Regions from separate parts of the Mus musculus genome. Here region 1 is linked to region 2. Evidence: chromatin contacts called from ENCODE Hi-C or POLR2A ChIA-PET data. All regions are on one chromosome and are shown on one strand. The core of a region is the stretch at or near the end of the contact, and the rest is flanking DNA. Distances in the headings are between cores, read along the strand shown. Region 1 holds the start of N6amt1 (N-6 adenine-specific DNA methyltransferase 1 (putative)). Region 2 has its middle 50 kb from the start of N6amt1.

The links. A loop is a pair of places that touch in the nucleus more often than their neighbours do. ChIA-PET counts read pairs that join two places held with the same protein, here RNA polymerase II (POLR2A).
Region 1: a loop to region 2 is called in a map of heart, with 2.2 times the contacts of the local background. The contact joins the promoter of N6amt1 here to the enhancer-like site in region 2. A Hi-C loop is called at or near these places in 2 of 37 maps with a recorded cell type or tissue (both heart). POLR2A ChIA-PET finds 5 or more read pairs at or near these places in 1 of 5 experiments (Patski).

Annotation. Positions count from the first base shown.
Region 1 is chr16:87,352,135-87,356,832 of GRCm38, forward strand. It overlaps N6amt1 (N-6 adenine-specific DNA methyltransferase 1 (putative)), which reads left to right and starts at 2,051. Exons shown (of 6, transcript NM_026366.2): 1 at 2,051-2,252; 2 at 4,044-4,130. The coding sequence starts at 2,119.
Region 2 is chr16:87,302,293-87,306,989 of GRCm38, forward strand. No RefSeq gene overlaps it. Among named protein-coding and RNA genes, the nearest start is that of N6amt1, 50 kb to the right of the region's middle. Within about 2 kb of position 3,104, at least 1 of the 3 ENCODE cell types and tissues checked has a DNase peak (open chromatin) inside an H3K27ac peak, as active enhancers do; it is heart, where a contact is called at or near this core.

The DNA of each region.
Region 1 (4,698 bases), core at 801-3,300, 49 kb after region 2:
AAATAATAAGTAAAAAATAAATAAAAATAGGGGCCAGGCTGGGCTACTGAGACCCTCTCTCAAAAATAATAAGTAAAAAAATAAATAAATAAAAATAGGGGCCAGGCTGGGAATATAGTTTGGGGGTAAAATGTGTACATATCATGTCTGAAAACCTAGGCTCAATGCCCAGGATCAAAAACAAACAAACAAACAAACAAACAAAAGAGTGCAGCCATTCATGGTGGCTCATGCCCTTAATCACAGCACTTGGGAGGCAGAAGGTAGAAGCTAGGGGGGTCTCTGTGATTTAGTCAGACCAGCCAAGGCTATACAATGATACCCTGTCATCCCTCCCCTGCAAAAAAAAAAAAAAAAAAAAGGGGGGGACAATTAAGCATGAAAGTACATACAAGTCACAAAGGAAGAAATTCCCTAGATGGACATATGAACCCAGGCTTAACCTCAATCAGCAATCGGACCAAATCAATCTAAAACAAATCTCTAATATTAGATCAACTCATAAATCTGCCACCAAAAGATGTTAGGAGTATACACAAGTATGGTTAGTTTGGAGAGTGATGGGGCACTATCCAGAGAAACTGAACCGTATGTCCACTAACAGATCTCCCACCAGGAACTGTGTGTACAGCAGTGGGAGAACACTAAGGATGTCAGTCTCAAGAATTGCAACAGACAAACCTGGAGCAAAGTCAACCTTCACATACATAAAAACAAATCCTCTGGGAAACAACTGAGAAAGAACGGCTATTTCATTTCATTGCTTGTATGCCAAAGACATTTTAAGGATGCATGTGAAAATAACAAATTCTCGCGGCACATGACACTCTAAAAAAATATTTCCGTATTATATTTAGATGTTTGTGCATGTGTGCACATGTATGCTGCCATACCCTTGGAGGTCTGAGAACTCTAAGAATAGGTTTTCTCCTTCCACTGTGTGAGTCTCAGGGACCTGCTCCATGTGCTCAGGTTTGGCAGCACCTACCTGCCTTTTACCAGCAGAGCTTTCTTGCCATTTTCAAGTCTGTATTTGTGATGCCGCCAGAGAACAGAAGATTTAACTCCCAGGAACTGGAGTTACTCTGTTTGTGAACCACCTGCTGTGGGTACTGGGGACCAAATTCTAGTCCTCAATAATAGCCTTATTCCAGAACCATCTCTCCAGCCCCTTACATTTTTTTAAAGACTATGATTTTCTGTATGTTATTTTTTTGCCTGTATGTATGGGCACAACAGTGACACTGACGCAGGAAGAGCAACAACCTGGAGCTGGGGTTATAGGGAGTTGTGAGCCACCAAACAAAGGTGCAGGAAACCAAACTTTTGTCTTCTTCAAGTGCAGTACAAGGTCTCAACCCCTGAGCACTTCCCCAGCCCTCCAAACCATTGTCTCTGTTTTGTTTCATTGTTTTTCGGAGACTGGATTTCTTTATGTAGCCCTGGCTGTCCTGGAACTCTCTTTGTAGAACAAGCAGAGATCTGCCTGCCTCGGTCTCCAGAGTGCTGGGATTAAAGGCAAGAGCCACCACAGCCCAGCCCAAACTATAATTTCAATGAATGAAAGTGTTATCCATGTATAATATTGTCAAATACAAAATAAAAATTAAAAGTCATAAAAGCTGGGCATGGTGCCACAGCTTTTATAGTCCCAGCACTCAGGAGACAGAGGCAGGTGGAGGATCACTATGAGTTCCTGGCCAGACTGGCCTACATAGTAAATTCCAAGACAGTGAGAATCTGTATAACAAAATTAAGCAAATAAAAGTAGTCATAATCTTATAGATGGGTATTTACATTTCAGTTGCTTAAAAAACAATAAATTTTGTAAACACTATTTTTGCAAGTGCTTACAAGTTTAAAAGGGAAGAAACTTTCCAAATGTCATTAGAATAAAGCAGTCACCTTAGTACAAAATAACTGACGATGCTCAATATTAGGGTAGCCGATAAAAGTAAGCACAAGTTGAAAACGGATGTTAGAGGTTGCTTAAAAGTTCCAGAGAGCCCAACAAGCTCTTTCACCCCAAACGCCACCCAGTGTAAGACAAAAGCGCATGCGCAGCAAGCCTGACGCGTGCGTACTCAACGCCCGCCCATAGGAAGCGGAAGGGAAAAGATGGCGGCGCCGAGTGTCCCCACGCCGTTGTACGGGCACGTGGGTCGCGGAGCCTTCCGCGACGTGTACGAGCCAGCGGAGGACACGTTCCTGTTACTGGACGCGCTCGAGGCGGCGGCGGCCGAGCTAGCAGGGTGCGAGGAGGGTGCGCGCCTCAGGGGGAGAGAACGGGGTGGCCGGGAGGCGGAAGCCGGAACTTGCCGCCCTCCTCCGGAAGTGGTGGGCCGGCCTACTTTCTGGTGATTGACAGCAGAGAGGGGTAAAGGAGGCGTGTCCGGCGGGCTGGGGTTAGAGCATCGCTCAGATGTTCCTGCGGCTTCAAGGTCACCCTGCCCTGCCTTTTAGCTGTTAATCTGAAGAATGTAAACGCGCCTCTGAGGAGCAGCCGGAGTTTAGCAACCAGAAGCAAGATGTCCCAAAACTTTCCTAATTTTCTATTTTAATTTTTTTAAGTGAATATGTAAAACTCGCCTTAGTGCAAGAATAACATCCTCTAGCAAAGGAAGAACACATAAGGATCAGTGAACTATTAAATTCACTCAACCTAGTCAAGGAACAACCACTAGCCGTCTGAGCACTTAAAGTGTTATTGCAACTGGGATTTTTTTGTTTTGTTTTGTTTTTTAATTGAACTGTTAGAATTTTAGTTGCATGTGGTTAGAACTATTAGGGAAGGTTTAAATAGTCACGTGCCTCCGCCGGTAGGATTTTCACTAGCCTGATTTGTTGAAGGATTGGCCATAGCTTTAATTGACATAAATAGTAAATGCCCACATGTTAACTTTTCTGAGAAAAGAATTTGAGCTGAGAACGGGAAAGATGGCTCAGCTGGTAAAGGCACTCGCTGTCAAGCCTGCAGACCTGAGTTCCGGCCTCAGAAACTACTACAGGTTGTTCTTGGAGGTTCAGTTACAATGCTGAGGACCATTCTGCACACATACATATAATCACTCTAATAAAATAGTTTGCCGAAAGAATATGGGTCATTAACTTAATGGCCAAGATTCCTACTGGGTGTCTCCAGAACGAAATAGCCATCATGTTTATTTATATTGTCACTTTTTTTCTGCCTATAAAACCAGTCTTTCTTCATAGATGGTGGAGCATTTTGAGCTACTGGAATATCTCGTGGAGCACTGAATTGTAACTTGAATGCTCAAAACAGCTCAGAAAAATTTACAGCTACAAATTGCATTGCTTCGTATGCTGTAATAGAGCTGACCTTGTTACAAAGGCTAGGAATTCTAGTTATTTTTGAGACCGTAATGATTATTTCCATAAAGAAGGCACCTGGTAAGATTCACAGACTTTACTATGACCCACTAGTGGCTTGCGTGTCCTGTTATGTGGGTCACATAGATATGTGGCTGATTCTAAAGGTAAAAAGGAAATACTGTAACTTCTTCTTGAGTTGTTTGAACAGTTAAGTGACAGAAAAATCTTGTAAATGTCATCAGGCCAATCAGTCATGGAAATTAAGTAGTGCTTTTGACACACTGATAGTGATCAAAGGAAATACATTTATTGGAAAGTTATATAAGATTTTTAAATTTAGAAAGCTAAGATTATTGGCATTCTAAGATCAGACACTGAAGTACTTGCCCAACACAGTACTCTCGTAGGGAGAGAGGTCTTTGTTATTCATGTATCTAGGTAGATGGAAGGCTTTTAGCAAACCCTAGGATATGCTGCTGGGTTTATTTAAGTACTTCAATTTAAATACTGTACACACCTAAACTATTAGCATGCTTGAGCTATGAAATAATAAGCACTAAGTAGTTGCCAGAAATGGTAAATCCCTTTTATTCCCACATATTTGCAAGTGAGTGATGGTGCTGGGGAAATACATTATATGGCATGAGAGTTGTCTTCCATGAAGAATTATCTTCATAAGAAGGAACTAAATACTTTGTTTTTGTTGTTAGAGTGGAAATATGCCTTGAAGTAGGAGCAGGATCTGGTGTGGTGTCTGCATTCCTGGCCTCCATGATAGGTCCTCGGGCCTTATACATGTGAGTATGTGATGTTCCTCCACCCCTCCTGGGTCTCTGTGACTGCAGCAGCTCAAGTGGAACATTTTAAATAGACAATACGTCTCTGATAGTGAGGACTCAAGTCACAGCTTATGCTGGCCCCCAGCTGTAGCCTCCCGTTCACTCCTTCGTGCTGTGTGATTTTAGAAGCAACACAACTTTATGCTATCTCTACTTTTAATCGTTCTCAGGTAAACAGTTTGTCTGTTGTAAAATAGGTGCAAAGTTGAATGTCCTTGCAGAGAACTTGAGAATACAAAAGCCAGGAGGAAACAGCAGAAGATTTTACCATACGTGGGACAAATGTGTTTCTTGCAGCTCGTTACCGCCTATGTCGTTTGTGTGGCAGTGTCCGGGCAGCGATCTCTTTCCCTTTTCATTTGCTGGCCGTTTCAGATGAGTGTGGGCAGATTTTTCAGCAATGCTTGCCTTTGTTATAACAAGCCTTTGCTTGCTTTTTCTTTGCCATTATGAAAACATTCTGGATTTTTTTTTCCCAACACCATGTTCGAGTTAAGAAAGCATTCCTAACTTTACCCCAGCAGGA
Region 2 (4,697 bases), core at 1,854-4,353:
AGTGGAAGGGGTTTGTGCCCCAGATCAAGCCCGGGTAGCCTGCTTCCCTATGTACCGCAGTCTCAAGTTCCACGCGATTGGATTGGGGTAGGCGCTGTGTTCCACTCACCAGAGGTCTTAGGGTCCCGTGGGGAGTCCCGTGTGGGCCCTTGCGGGTGTTGGGCAAGACTCTGCTGGCAAGGTAGCCCGGGGCTCGAGTCTCGAGTCGAGCGGAAGGGACTTGTGCCCCAGATCAGGCCCGGGTAGCCTGCTTCCCTATGTACCGCATTCTCGAGTTCCGCGCGATTGGAATGGGGCAGGCACTGTGGTCCACTCACCAGAGGTCTTAGGGTCCCGTGGGGAGTCCCGTGTGGACCCTTGCGGGTGTTGGGCAAGACTCTGCTGGCAAGGTAGCCCGGGGCTCGAGTCTCGAGTCGAGCGGAAGGGACTTGTGCCCCAGATCAGGCCCGGGTGCATTGTATATATTTTAAGTTAATTAGAATATCTAATACACCATAAGCGCTGTCTACAAAGTTTTGTGATAAATTTTTAGGGAATAATAATGAGAATTTGTATAAAAAGAGATGAATACAATAATATTTCTGTCTTGTTTCATTTTATATAGATCTCATAGCTAACCTCGAATTCACAGAGATCTGCCAGCCTCTGACTCCTGAGTGTTAGGATTAAAGGTGTATGCTACAACTACCCAGTTGCTTTCTTTCTCTCTTAAAAACACAGAGGCAAGGCTGGGCGGTTGTGGCGCACACCTTTGATCCCAGCACTTGGGAGGCAGAGGCAGGTGGATTTCTCAGTTCAAGGCCAGCCTGGTCTACAAAGTGAGTTCCAGGACAGCCAGGGCTACACAGAGAAACCCTGTTTCGAAAAACCAAAAAAAAAAAAGAAAGAAAGAAAGAAAAAGAAAGGAAGAGAAGAGAAGAGAAGAGAAGAGAAGAGAAGAGAAGAGAAGAGAAGAGAAGAGAAGAGAAGAGAAGAGAAGAGGCAAATAAAAAAGATGAACATGAATAAAGCAAAATGAACAAATTAACAAAAAATTTAAACAAAGGAAGAACATGGAAAATACATACACACACACATTCACACTCACACCATAGAAACTCAATATCAGAAACTGTAATATGCAAGCAAAAGACCAATAATGTAAAAAAATCTCAAACAGAGCAAAATGAGACAACAATTGTGTTAGCCATCTATTGTTGGGCATGAGGCCTGCCCTTAAGTGTGGTTTGTATATCCAGTGAGAAACTAATTTTTTTCCTTTGTGAGTGGTTGGAGATAGTTTCTTGGTTGGGGGATAGAAACTCATGCCAACTTTCCTCATCTCAGCATTATAACCCCCATCTAGGTTAGACCTGTGCTGGTCCTGAGCATGCTGCCACAGTCTGTGTGGATTTGTATGTGTGACATTCCTGTTAGGACTGGAAGATGCTGGTTCCTCGACATCATCCATCTCCTCTGGCTCTAAGGCTCTTTCTGCCTCCTCTTCTGCATAGTTCCCTCAGAGCTGAGGGGAGGAATTTGATGGAAACATCTCATTGAGGACTGAATGCTCCAAGGTCTCTTAGTCTCTGCACATTGTCCAGCTCTGGGTCCCTGAATTTGCTCCCATCTGATGCAGGGGGAAGCTTCTCTGATGATGGATGATTGAGACACTGATCTATAAGCATAGCAGAATGAAGTGGAAGTTTCTGTTTGTATCATGTGATGAAGACTCACATGGGATTTGGAGAGAGTATAAATAGAACTCAATAGACAGTCTTGCCAGGCTAGTGTCAGGCCTTGGTGCCCTCTCATGAGATGACTCCCAAGTTAAGCCACCTTTCCCTCAGTCTCTTCTCCATATTTGTCCCTGCAGTTCTTTTAGACAGGAACACTTCTGGGTTGGACATTTTGACGGTTGGTTAGGAACCCTGTCCCTCTGCTTGAGGCCCTGTCTATCTACTGGAGGTAGACTCTTCCAGTTCTCTCTCCCCAACATTGGGCATTTTGGCTAAGGTCACCATCATTGAGTCCTTAGAGTCTCTCACCTCACAAGTCTCTAGTACTTTCTAGAGGAACCTCCCTCCCCCAACCCCTGATGCTGCTTATCTCCACACATTTTCTTGGCCCTCTGAACTTCCCTCCTGCCACTGCCCCTGCCACTGCCCCTGCCACTGCCCCTGCCCCTGCCCACACCTGATCATGTTCCCTTTTTCCCCTCCCCCTCCCTTCTCCCACCCAGATCCCTCCCTGTGCCTCTTGTGATGATTTTCTTTCCCCTTCTAAGTGGGATACTATAGTATCATCACTTGGGCCTTTCTGCTTGTTATACTTCTTACAGTCTGTGGATTTTATCTTAGGTATTCTGTACTTTTTTGGCTAATATCCAATTAGTGAGTACAAACCATGCATGTCCTTTTGGGTTTGAGTTACCTCACTCAAGATGATATTTTCTAATGCCATCCATTTGTCTACAAAACTCATGATATCTTCGTTTTTAATAGCTGAAACGTATTCCTTTGTGTAAATGAACCACATTTTCTGTATCCATTCTTCATTTGAGGGACATCCAGGCTGTTCCCATCTTCTGCCTATTACAAGTAAGGCTGCTATGAACATGGTGGAACACATGTCCTTGTGGTATGGTTGGGTGTCTTTTGGGTCTATGCCCAATAATGGTATAACTGGGAGCTGGGTCTTCAGGTAGAACTACTTCCAATTGTCTGAGGAACCACCAGATTGATTTCCGGGGTGGTTGTACCTGTTTGCAATCCCACCAGCAATGGAGGAGTGTTCCATTATATTTCAGAAGCAGAACTACAGAAGCCAGAAGCAAGGTTAATGCATTTAGAGACTTTCCTAGAACTATGGTCACTGATGGGTAAGTCTTTGTTTTCATTTTGGCAGGTGGACTCTGTTTGATGCCCTGGATGGTATGGCCATCAGGGAGTCAGTTGTGCTGAGGTATGGGGACCTGTTACCCCTTGAACATATGCTACTCCAGGGCATGTGTTATTATCTTGCTTCCCCCCCAGTGCTTAACTCTGTATTAAAACCCTTTCATAATTATCTCCAGCCCCACCCATACTGACTTGACCTGACCTTCCTCTCTGCAGGGAAGTCATTCCTTAGTTGAACCTGCCCACATTGCTACAGCATTGAGCCGCATCTCAGGCTGCCGCTGACAATACCGTTTGGCTAGAGGTACCCTGTTCAAAAACAAGAAGTACAAGACAAGGTTGGAACATCCTGTAGCTTGAAATAAAGATAAGAACAGCCAGACACTTTTTATCTGTCAACAGAGTCATTCCAGTAATTCCTGCATTTGTCATGTAAGGAAATGCTGAGACCATTTTCTGAAGGTAGCACGTGCCCCGCCCCCGCCCCCATAATGATCTATCATCATGTGGTGAAGAGATTGTGACACTTAGTAGGCTAATGGATCACAAGCAAGTGACCCAATCCAAAGGTTTTATTACTCAGAACACTCGGAAGCATGGGGACACGGGAAGAATGGTCTTGCTTCCTCGTCCAAGTGTGACACGTGACAGAAGCACATGCCCTCCTTCTTTGCACATTTAATAGGACAAAGGTTAGAACAAGGCTAGCATTCACTGAATGCCAAGAATGCAAAGACCAGATCTGGTGCTCGCTTGTCATTTGTAGCTCATGTTTCTCAGAGAACCCCAACAGCTTAGATATACAAAACAAAAACCTGGGCTGTTCCATATATAGAACCCCTGGCCTTATCTGAGAAACCTCTTAGCTAGACTGAGACTCGGCTCTCTGTTTTCACAAAATATTGTTCTCATTGCAATACTATACAAAATACTTTCTCATTGTCTCTGCCTTACAGATGGACTAAAATTTAACAATTTGTCAGAGAACTCCCAAAGTTGCAGGGCAAAGCTAGACGTTCAGTGTCAAGGACGGTGTCTCCAAACCCAAAGTTATTACTGAGCCATATCACAAATTCAGTAAGATACCTATTCATATTTCAGTATTTCTCTACCAACAGTACTAACTTCAACTAGGCATGTGACATGTGCTCCTATCATATGTCATACCTGTAATTCTAACACTGGTGTTGTAGAGACAAGAAAGAATGCTTAAAGCTCAAGACCAGTATGGACTACATAACTACTTCCAAGCTAACCTGGACTGTGCAAAGCAGTCATGCCTTTGAAGAAGAAGAGGAGGAGGAGGAAAAGGAGGAGAGGAGGAGGGATTCAATCCCCAATTCATAGCATGTTAGCTCTCTGTGGTTTTGTTTTCTTCCTATCCTGTTCCCCCAAAAAACAATATCACATAGCTTCTTTAATTATATTGCTAGTTTGTGTCTGGTTTCACTTTTATTGCTGTGGTAAAATATCCTGACGAAACAACTTTAAGTGGGAATGAGTATATTTGGCTTACAGCTCCAGGCTACATTTAGGGAAGTCAAGGCAGGAGTTTGAAGTTCATCACACACATCCTGTCAAGAACAGAAAGAAGCAAATGCATGCATGCATGCTTATGTTCAGCAGCTTTTCTCAGACTGATACTGTTCAGAGCTCAGCACACAAAATGGCAAGGACCACAGTTGGGGTAGATCTTCTCACCTCAATTAATCCAGCAAAGGAAAATCCCTCACAGACAAGCAAGCCCTCAGGCCACCCTGGTTTAGGAACTCCTTTGAGACTCTTCCCTGGTGACTTTAGATTGAGTCATGTTGACAA